Linked DNA regions of Homo sapiens: region 1 is linked to region 2. A link is an interaction called in ENCODE POLR2A ChIA-PET data of the cell type or tissue named here. Cell type or tissue: IMR-90. All regions are shown on one strand. Each heading gives the region's core, and the rest is flanking DNA. Links, peaks and the distances in the headings are about the cores only.

What was found. ChIA-PET counts read pairs that join two places held together with the same protein. Peaks named below come from ENCODE experiments on the same cell type or tissue, not always from the same donor. Only the 100,000 strongest peaks of a DNase experiment are listed, where the experiment ranks them.
Region 1: POLR2A ChIA-PET joins it to region 2 with 9 read pairs; 3 of 35 experiments call an interaction of 5 or more read pairs at or near these places.

What each region holds. Positions count from the first base shown.
Region 1 is chr4:118,839,759-118,845,144 of GRCh38, reverse strand. No RefSeq gene overlaps it. Among named protein-coding and RNA genes, the nearest start is that of SEC24D, 6.3 kb to the right of the region's middle. In IMR-90, for the core only: no CTCF peak of the experiment used is centred there; a DNase peak (open chromatin) is centred at 2,884.
Region 2 is chr4:118,708,189-118,713,574 of GRCh38, reverse strand. It overlaps METTL14 (methyltransferase 14, N6-adenosine-methyltransferase non-catalytic subunit), which reads right to left. Exons shown (of 11, transcript NM_020961.4): 11 at 1-3,577. The coding sequence ends at 3,273. Among named protein-coding and RNA genes, the nearest start is that of METTL14, 25 kb to the right of the region's middle. In IMR-90, for the core only: no CTCF peak of the experiment used is centred there; a DNase peak (open chromatin) is centred at 534.

The DNA of each region.
Region 1 (5,386 bases), core at 150-5,149, 130 kb before region 2:
CAAATACATCAAGCCTCTATAAAAAATCATAAATTCAATAAAAAAAGTTAACAACTTTATTGAAATCTACTAAAATACAATTAACTGTACATATTTAAAATATACAATTTGATACATTTTGATATATGTATATATACATATACACACCTGTAAAACCAATCTAGATAATGAACATATCCATCACCCCAAAGTATCCCCTTCTTCTTTATAGTGCCCCTCACCCACCTCTCTCTGCCCTCTCCTCAGTTCCATGTTCCATGCAACTACTGATCTACCTTATGTCACTATAGATCAGTTTGCATTTTCTTGAAATTTATGTAAATAAAATCATATATTCTTTGTATGTCTGGCTTCTTTCATTCAACATTATTGTGAGATTTATTTATTTGCTGCATGTACCAGTAGTTCATTTCTTTTCGTTGCTGAATATTCCTTTGTCAGGATATACCACAATTTGTTTATTCACCTGTTCATAGACATTAGGGTTAATTTCAGTTTTTGGTTATTATAAATAAAGCTATTGTAACCATTTGTATATGAATCTACTTATGAACATAAACTTTTTTTTTTTTAGATGGAGTCTCACTCACTCTGTTGCCTAGGCAAGAGTGCAATGTGCAATCTCGGCTCACTGCAACCTCCACCTCTTGGATTCAAGTGATTCTCCTGCCTCAGCCTCCTGAGTAGCTGGGATTACAGGTGTGCACCACCACGGCTAGCTAATTTTTGTATTTTTAGTAGAGACGAGGTTTCACCACATTGGCCAGGCTGGTCTCGAACTTCTGACCTCAGGTGATCCGCCCACCTCGGCCTCCCAAAGTGCTAGGATTACAGGCATGAGCCCCCACGCTTGGCCTATTTATGGACATATGCTTTTGATCCTCTTGGAACTTAGAAGTATCCAGGAAAAAAGGAGAAAGTCTTTGTGATGTGATCTTGATTTTAGAGTTCTAGATTTTTCATTTAGGTCTGTACTTTATTTTGAATTAATTCTGTTATATGGTGCAAGGTAGGGATTGAGATTCTTTTTTTTTTTTTTTGCCTGTGTATACCTAATTGTTCCAGCACAATTTGTTAAAGAGACAAGAAAAGTCTGTTTATACCTGTGCCAAAAATCAATTTATATATATGTGGATCTATTTCTATAATGCTAATCTGTTTTCTTAATATTTTTATCTTGATGGCAATACTATATTGATTTGACTTTCATAGCTTTTCTTTATAGTAGTCACCAGAACAAATGTTAACTCTTCTCTTGCATTAATTGAGAAAAATTTCAACCTGGAAACAAATCTTGAAAACTGAAATCTAAAAAGTGTGTTCTCAGAAGTCAATATGATACTATCTGCTAGTGATATATATATATACGATGGGACAAGGTCCTGTCTGTTCACTGAATTCAGTCCCCACTTCAGGGTGACACAGTGGTTTCTGAAGGTTCTCCAGGGACTGAATTGTGGCTATTTCTGAGTGCAATCCTCAGATTTGTCCACTCTAGCCAGATCTTGCCACCATGCTCTGCCATCTGCATCTCCTCCACTCCTCAGGTCTAAAACGAGAGAGAACCCTGCCCCTCGGGATCAAAGAGTTGCTCTTGATTCTTGTTAGTGGTGATGGAACTCAGAACTGCCCCAGTGGGGCTGAAGGGCGCTGACACATGGGGCTGGCCTAGAAATGGGCTCCCAGCCTCACTGCTGCCGCAAACACAAGCACTGGCTTGTGACCTGTCTTCCTGTGGCTGAGATTAACTCTTGAGATGTAACTCTCTCAAGTGGCACAGTTGCAGACTTCTCAGTATCTCTCAGTCTAGACTCAACGTTTAGACCTTGGAGGAAGAGGAAGGGGAGCCTCTCCTTTCTCAATCCGAAAAGTCACCTTCATTCTTGGCCAGTGAAACAGTATCCATTGTGATTAACAATGGGAACATCAGCTCTTTTCAAAAGAAAACTCCACACTTAAACATCGGGGTGTGTTTTTACTGAACAACTCCATTAAAACAATAAAGTCACCAAACAGTCTATGTTTTCCCCTCTTTGTGGCTAATTCAGTTTTATCCATAGTCCTCTTCTTACTCTAGTAGATTATGATGTGTTATTGGATTGTTTCTTGTGGTAGATGCTCTCTGACTGGTACAATTTACAAGTATCTCTCTTAATTTTTAAAATATATTAATTTTTAAAATATGCTAATTTGCTGTAAAAGATTCTTCCCCCACCCCAAGTCAGTGGCTCAAACTCCATAGAGTTTCTTTTTCTCTCATATACCAGCTCAGAGGTAGACACAGGGTTCAAGAGGGGTAGGTGGCCCTGGTTATGAAGACAACCAGAGACCAGGGTTCATTATTTCTTGCCATCAACCCTAGAGCATTATCCTCACCTGGAGGGTTAATTTGGCTTTACTACTACCATGTCTTCATTCTAGCTTGCAGAAAATGAAAGACTCAGGAAGCGACTTTTAAAGATGAGACAAATAAGTTGCACATATTATGTCCACTGTGCTCTGTGAGCCATAAAGCTACAACCAGCTACAGGGGAGGCCGGACATCCACACACCAGCCACACACTCAGAATAATGGATATTCCAGAAAAATGTCCAGTCTCTGCCACATATACAATATTCCAAAATCCAAATTTCTGATATTTCTTATTTATGCAACAATACAGTATTGCATTATTTTCTAGGTAATCACATAAGTAGATTTGAGGAAAAAAATCGAAGGAACATCATTTCTTCCTACTAATGATCACATATTCAGGCACTGACTTCAATTAGATTGTTAGTACGGTTTTTACCTCTTCCTGTTATTATGATGAGTCAGGGGCTTTTAATTTCTCAGTTCAATACTACTAGCTTACTTGTCTCCTTAGATCACTCAAGAAAATCAGTGCAATGAAAACATTGAATCACATCTTACTCACTTCATCAATTGGAAAATCTTTCAAGTCACCAGGAATGTGGTGGGAGTGAGGGGTGAGTATGAATACAGAACTGTGGTCGTGCAGCAGTCAGAATTCAATTTTCTACCTGCTTTTATAGTGCAGGAGGCTCCAAAACACTTGCTGTTCTCAAATCTTGGCCATGACCAAGAAAACCTGTGTGAAAGCAAACGATTACAGAATACATTTCTGAGGCCTGAAATCTCACTGCGACTGTAAAAATAAATATTGTTCTGAACACCTGCCTCCCATATCAGTAAAAAAAATTGGAAAGTGAGTCAAATCATGTCATTCCTCAGTTCAAAACCTGTAAGGACTCCTTTTTCATTCAAATTAAAAACCAAACTTTAAAATAGCCTAAGGATCCTATACTATCTGCCTACCCCCTAACCTCTAGGCCCTCCTCTCCTACAACCTTCCCCTCATTTCCTCTGCTCCAGACTCTGTGGCATCCTTCTACTCCTGAAACATGCCAGACACCTACTTCCTGACATAGGAACTTTTGGGGGCTCTCTCTTCTGCCTGAATTCCCTTCCCCGCCCCAGATGATCTGCATTGCTAACTCCTTTACCTCCTCCAAAGCTTTGTTCAAATCTCACCTTCTCCATGAGGCTGTCAGGCCAGGTCAGATGAAAAGCAGACAACAACATGGAATGAGATACGTAAGAGATTTATTGAGAGGAACACCTATAAGAACTGATGAGCTAGGAAGCAAGAGGAGGAGAGAGAGACTTCTGGTGCGTGCAGATCTGACACCTGTGAAAAAGAGAGGGCAGGAAGGAGGATGAGGTAGGATGAACCTCAGATTGCAGTGCAGCTCTGAGAAAGTCTTGGCCAGGGCAAAGAGAACCCCAGAGAAAAGATATCCCTCTAGAGGTGTCCCATGTTAGGAAAAATGCTGACTTCATTAACCCCACCAAGTGCAGTCTTTGGCTAGGGGCTGCTGAGAGAGTGGCTTTGGGCTAAGTGCCTTAGCAGCTCCAAAGGGGTAGAAGCTGAAGGTTGTCAGCCACTTATATTCCTCAGAGCAGGTTATATTGAAAGGAGAGCTGAGTGGCACTACTTCCTGGCCCCAAGAGCCCTGCCTACCTACCCCGTATAATACTGCTGATCACCAGCTCAGCATTCCCAGTGCTTTTTACCCTGGTCTACTTTTACTTTGTTCCATAACCCTTTTTACTCCATGACAATGAGAGAAATATAATATTCCTAATTTACAGTGAGTAAACCAAGGTTTAGTAAACTTAGAACATGCATCTATTCTAGGTTCCCAGGGGTTTCATCCTTTGACTTTACTCATATGGCTTCAACTGTCACTTACATGTTGTTAATAATGATTGGGATGATGATGCTACAATGGTAACGTTATTGATCAGTTGTTATGTGCCAAACATTGTGCTGAGTGATTTACTTGTATTATCTCATTTAATCCCCACAACGACCTTTGAGATTATTATTATTATTCCTTCAATTTTTAAAGATAAAAATACTGAGGTTTAGGGAGGGTACACACAGCTTATAAAGGACAGAACCAGAAGTCATGACTTGGTCTGACTGCAGAGCCTGATTGATCTCTTGCCTGCCAGATTGATTTTTAAATTTTCATTGCTGGCTGCCTTATACTACCTCCAGTTCAGATTTGTCTCCTAGCTGCAGACACACGTATCTCACAGGTGACTGGACACTTCCACGTAGATGTCCCACAGATAGCTCAAAATGAACTTCTCCAAAACTGAACCCATCCCCTCCCCATATCGGCTCTCGTTTTTGTTTCCCTCACCCCTTATATAGCTCTACCATTCATCCACTAATTCTCACAGATCAAAAATCTGAGTGTTTGTCTGTATTCTGCCTCACTTTCCTGATTTCTGTACCCAGTCCCATTGATACGCCTTCTAAACCTCTTTCCCACCTGTCTGTCCTCTCCACCCACATCTCCACTGCCTTTGCTTAGGCCACCATATTCTCATCTGGATTATTGCTGACAGTGTCCTAACTCTTCTTTACCCCACCAGTCTTGCCTTTTCCTCTCTTCCACTCTTTCACTAACTCCAGACTGATCTTTCTGGAAAGAAAAAAACAATCCACTGTGTCATTCCCATGCTTAAATTGTTCCATTGCCTTTCCAGTGCCTTTGAGGGATCCATGAGCTACCCTAGCCTACCTGCCTAATCTCGTTTGCTTTAGAAACCCATGTCCAAGCTGTACAGGACTTATAGCCCCTCTGAATGCCCTATGTTCCTCATCTTCCTCAACTCATTCATGCTATTCCCTGCTGCCCTTCAGCCTTTTTTTTGGCCTTATTACTGTCCTCAGGTCCTCAGCTCAGGTGCCACCTCCACCAGGGAGATGTCACTCACTTTCCAAATCTGGGTTAAGTGTCCCTTCTTACATGTTCTCATGGCAACCTGTGTCTCTTCATGGAATGAAAATGAACTATATTGTAATTG
Region 2 (5,386 bases), core at 59-5,058:
CAGATCAAAGACTACTGTTTAGACTAAGTCCCAACAGGGCTTTCATTTTGTCATGTTAATAAGGATTATATTAAACAAATTAGTAAAGTCTGAAACTATACTTCAAAGGCTAAATCTTATGTTCTAAATTCAGGATGAAAACAGTACAGGTTTTAAATTAAGCGCTGTAACTAACTGAAAGATAATTTAGCAATTAAGATGGGTAGAAAGTATTTTAAAAGACATGAAAAGGAGTAACTCCTAGTAGCAGCTGTGACACCCTGATGCACAATATAGCTCCCAAGTATCCCATCTTTATACTCCATTAACTTAAATGAAACTATAGCATATCACTGACCTGGCCTCAGAATAAGGGAGATAGGAAATAAGGGCTCATAAAGTGGCTCTACTACTTACCAGAGTAACAGAGCAGAACTGCTGCAGTAGTGATCCCTCTCAACTCTGGATCTGTGAGTTGGTTGCCATGCCACACTCCTGCTTGATTCTCACTTCCCAGGTTGACACCTTGACCTCTCACACTGTGCTGTTTCATGATGACCGTATTACATTCTGACTGCCATCATCACAATTCTGTGGTCTAATCTGATTCATTTGTGTTTAGGTATGGTATTCCACACCATAAAATCTGTTCTCCTGACATCATCAACTACCTGCCCTCTTCTTTCTCCACAGTGAAGAAGAGTAAAAAAGTATTCCTACTCAATCAGTACTTTGGGCCTCCTAATCCCCATCCTCTGAAAGGAGGAAGGTCAGTGGGAAAATGGTTCTCACTGGAAATAAATAACAACAGTTGGTTTGGAATACCATGAATTATAATTCTGTAAAAACTCAGACATGCTGATCTTCTAACTTCTAAACTAGGTTATTTCACAATAATTAGCTTCTATCCCCAGTAAGGAATTAGTGCATAAAGCAACTAAAAATTTATTTCTATACAATTTTTTTTTTTTTTTTTGAGACAGAGTCTCACTCTGTCGCCCAGGCTGGAGTGCAGTGGCACAATCTCGGCTCACTGCAACCTCCGCCTCCTGGGTTCAGGCAATTCTCCTGCCACAGCCTCCCGAGTAGCGGGGATTACAGGCGTGCACATGCCACCACGCCCAGCTAATTTTGTATTTTTAGTAGAGATGGGATTTCTCCATATTGGTCAGGCTGGTCTCAAACTCCTGACCTCAAGTGATCCACCCACATCGGCCTCACAAAGTGCTGGGATTACAGGCATGAGCCACCATGCCCAGCATTTCTAAATAATTTTGTGGAATGTAAGACATGTAAATATAAAGAAGACCAAAAATTAGAAGAGGTCAGAGTAATGAAATTTCATTGGAAACCTTTCCTCAATGAATACACAGTCATTGCAAAAACAACACCTCAACCTTTACTGAAAGTGAAAGTTAGCAAAAACTAGTGAATCAATTCCATCCTGCTATTAAAAAGGCCAGATTCATTGTCAAAGGGATAAATTCTGGGTCTTACATTCTTTTTCCACCATCTGCTCTTTTTTAAATAACTTTTTCCTAAATATGGTAGATCATGGCTCCCCTTAACTTTCAACCGACAAAGCAGCCATACCTACCTCTTTCTAAGATGAAATTGTGACACTGATCTCACAGGTGCCTATGCCATGTAAACAGCAGGAATGTCACCTTGGGTAGGCCCAGGGTATGGAACGTAATAGAGAGCCCTGTGTATAGGACAGGGTCACTCCTTAGCTGATACTTCTAAGGACCCATCACAGGCAAGTGGAATTTCTCTATCCTGACTTCATTCCCAGGTCAATGCTGACATATAGAGTTCTAAATCTAGATAATTTGTAATTAGTGAAGTTGAAAATATACCATAATTTCAGCAAAAAAAAAGGGGTCTTGTACTAGATAGTACTAATGGGTTAAGCGAGTTAAATTAATTAGGCTTTTAAGGATCTCAGCCTTATTTCTTCTATCACTCATTCCTTATCTTCAAACTGAGTCTTTGGTGGATGTAATATAATCTCATCTTAGGTATATATGAGCACAGAACGGCCATTAAAATCCATCACAGACCAAAAGAAGAGACTGATTTTAGGTCAGTCCTTTTTCATTTTGTAACAACAGTAATTCTACTTATAGAAAACAGACTCTCAAATCTCAAAAGTTTAAAGTTTCATTAGAAAAATCATAAAAATAAGAAAAGTATTCATCAAGAATGATAATAGTATAATTTCATTATCAAATTCATTTAAAACATGAATTACAGTACAGCAAGAGAAGTGACAGCATAAAGTCTTATATAATTTTAAAAACAAACATCACACCATATGGTTTTAATAAAAGGCAATTGCAGTTCCAATTTCCAAGCTGTATCCTTAAGTTGAGGGTTTTCCGTAGTTGGTTTTACATTAAACTATCTCCATAACAAGTTTAAAGGTGTATGTCATTTCATCACCAAGTATTTTAGTCCCAAAATGTATAAACCAAGCATCTGATAATGAGGTATCTTGTCGCTGCCTCTCTTTTATTTGAGGAATATAAAATTTAAGGTCAATCCAAGTTCAAGTCCACACCACAGTGCTATCTAGCACATGAATATTTGTCCTCCTTTGCTTCTTAGGAAGCGTGATTAGGAGTCATAGCCACAAAATTGAGATTATGATGATAAACTTTTTTTTTTTTTTTAAGTCTGCCTGCTAAGTTCTATCTCTTCTTTCACCCACCCCTGGAATCTCCACCTCCCCTATCAAATTTAGATTTGGGAAGAGTTTTTGTTCAAAGTCTCTTAATTTCTTCAGTATTCAAATTATATCTGAGTTTATTTAAAACTTAAAAAAAAAGAAGAAAAAAGCTTACCTCTTTTTATTGTTTCATCAAGAAAATGTTAAAACCCTGACAAAAGCTTACCATCTTTTCCAACTCTATTCTATCAAGGCCCTGTCAGCACTAGCATGATACCACAGACTGGATCTTTTTCCATTATTTATTCCCAAAAATTAGCAAAATCCTTTGTAATTAGCTGAAGTCTATCAGAATAAATTCAGTCTCTGAAGATGAAGCTACTTGAGTTGTTCCATTCTGTTCACGCACATAACAAAAGGCAGAATCATTCATTTATCCTGAAAAAAACCAGACAGTGTGTGTGACAACTGCAAGCAAGGCTCGCTAAGACATTCTTGCAGCTCAGAGAAATTAAAGCAAAGTGCAAGCTGGAAGTGAGTTCTAAAGTTAAGTCTCCCACTTGAAATTTAATTACAATAAAGAAGGTTAGAGGAGGATGAATAGGTTCAATGTCTTCAACAATTATCGAGGTGGAAAGCCACCTCTGTGTGCTCCTCCACGGCCCCCTCTAAAGCCACCTCTTTCTCCTCGGAAGTTAGATCTATTTCTTTCTCGTCCACGGCCAGCAGAAGTTCCACCTCTTCCTCCACCTCTGGGAGCTCCACCTCCTCGGTCAGATTTAGATTTGGGAGGAGGCGATTTTGGTCGAAGTCTCTCAATTTCTTCTGTACAACCAGTCAAGTAGGAATTAGGAGCACTGAAATAGGATGCATATGTTTCTGCATTGTAGTTGCTATTTGTAAGCGTTGGTCCAACTGTGAGCCAGCCTGAAATGGAGGAAAAAAAGATTATACTTTTTATTTGCAATTCTCTCTTATTAATTCTTTAGAAGCTAGTTCAAATCCCCAATGCATTCTTAAAGATGTCCCCATCATTCATCCAATACTGATCTCTTTTACAGAATGGCACTTAATTGTGGTCATGTTTTAAAGATTTCACAGGTATATATCTTGTTTCTCCTCCTAGATTGTAACTTTTGTAATATATCCTCCTCATCCACGTACTATCTTTTGTGAGAATAGAACTTAGAGAAAAAAAATCCCATACATTACACTGAGTTTGGGTTTAGTGAAACTGTAATAAATTATATATAATCTTCCTATTTATGTAAATGGTGCCATTTTCTGATTAAAATCTTGGAACCAACTTTTGCTCTACACTTGCTAACTAGAAAATATTCTCAGTTGATAGGTCTGAGAAATTCAACCACTACCATGTTACTCCCACTCATTCCTATCTTTCCATTTCTGCTGCCACCCTCAAATTTAAGCCTTTATTTTTTTTTACAAGGTCAATACCCTACCATATAACACATGTGTAACAGACACACATATATACTGTAATGATCTCCCAACCTATAGCTTCTCCTCCCTCTAAAAGTGGAAAGCCTAAAGCAAAGCTTAAAACATGTCACTTCTCTGCTCAAAAACCTTCCAACTGTTTCCACAAAGCCCAAATTCATAAATATAAAATCTAAGATCTTTTACAATGATGGCTGAATGAACTTTCCAATAACATTTCTCATTAATGCTTTTCATGAACCTCTAAGGAAAACAATGAACTACTATAGTAACTGCTTCTATACTAACCCCGATTTTTGTGCCCATATTATTTTCTTTTCTATCCTGTCAACCTGTTAAAAATCCCACCCTTCAACATCCAATTCAAATATATTTCTTACATGAAATGAAAATTATTTCTTCTTTCTCAGAATTTCCACTGCACATTATACTTCTGTAGGTAAACAGCTATTTTGCCAATTATATTGCTAGACAACTTTTCTTGTAATAAGGATATTTTCTGATTGATTAAACTGTCTTTAGAATGGAAGGAACTACAAATACCCAATACAGACACGGTGCTCTGGGGTTCTTTGGGTGTGGTGACTCTTACAGACATGCCCTTTGTAGGGGACCCTGAAAATATGCCTCTGGAGCATTATAAGAGACACAGCATTATTTGGGACAGGTCCAATTATCTGTAAGAATTAGGTTATTTATCTGCAAAGTTAGGTTTATAATATATCTGCCCCATCATCCTTAGGTTATTTCTTAGAAAAGTAGATGCATCATAAAAAGCTATAAAATGAAAAATATTTCACTAGGATCACATTCTAAAATACAGTAGCCATTTCTGTACAATACTTAGTTCATTGTTTTTTAAAACATTTTTAGTTTCTAAAAGTGCATGAATACAGTAAGATTTGTAATAGTTGAAGAAAAAAAGGTTAATTATACTGTGTCTTTTATGTATTACCTGGCAGATACCATGATCAAGAGCACATTCCACACCTATGGGCTCTCACTGACTATTAAACCTATGAGATTTTTATTTGCTGCCTTCTAGTTTGTTTTTTGGCATGTTTGTGGTATTATGGAAGATAATATTCAATATATGTGGAACACAACACCACAAACAAGGAATAAGAAACAGAAAATTTAAAGATATAATAAAAATAACTAATACTCTGTCTCCCTTGCTATACTGTCTCTTACGTAAAACATGGAAATCCTTGCAGAGTAAACTGGCTATAGAAGTCCAAGGGATTCCCCTCTCTTCCAAATTCTGCACAGCAA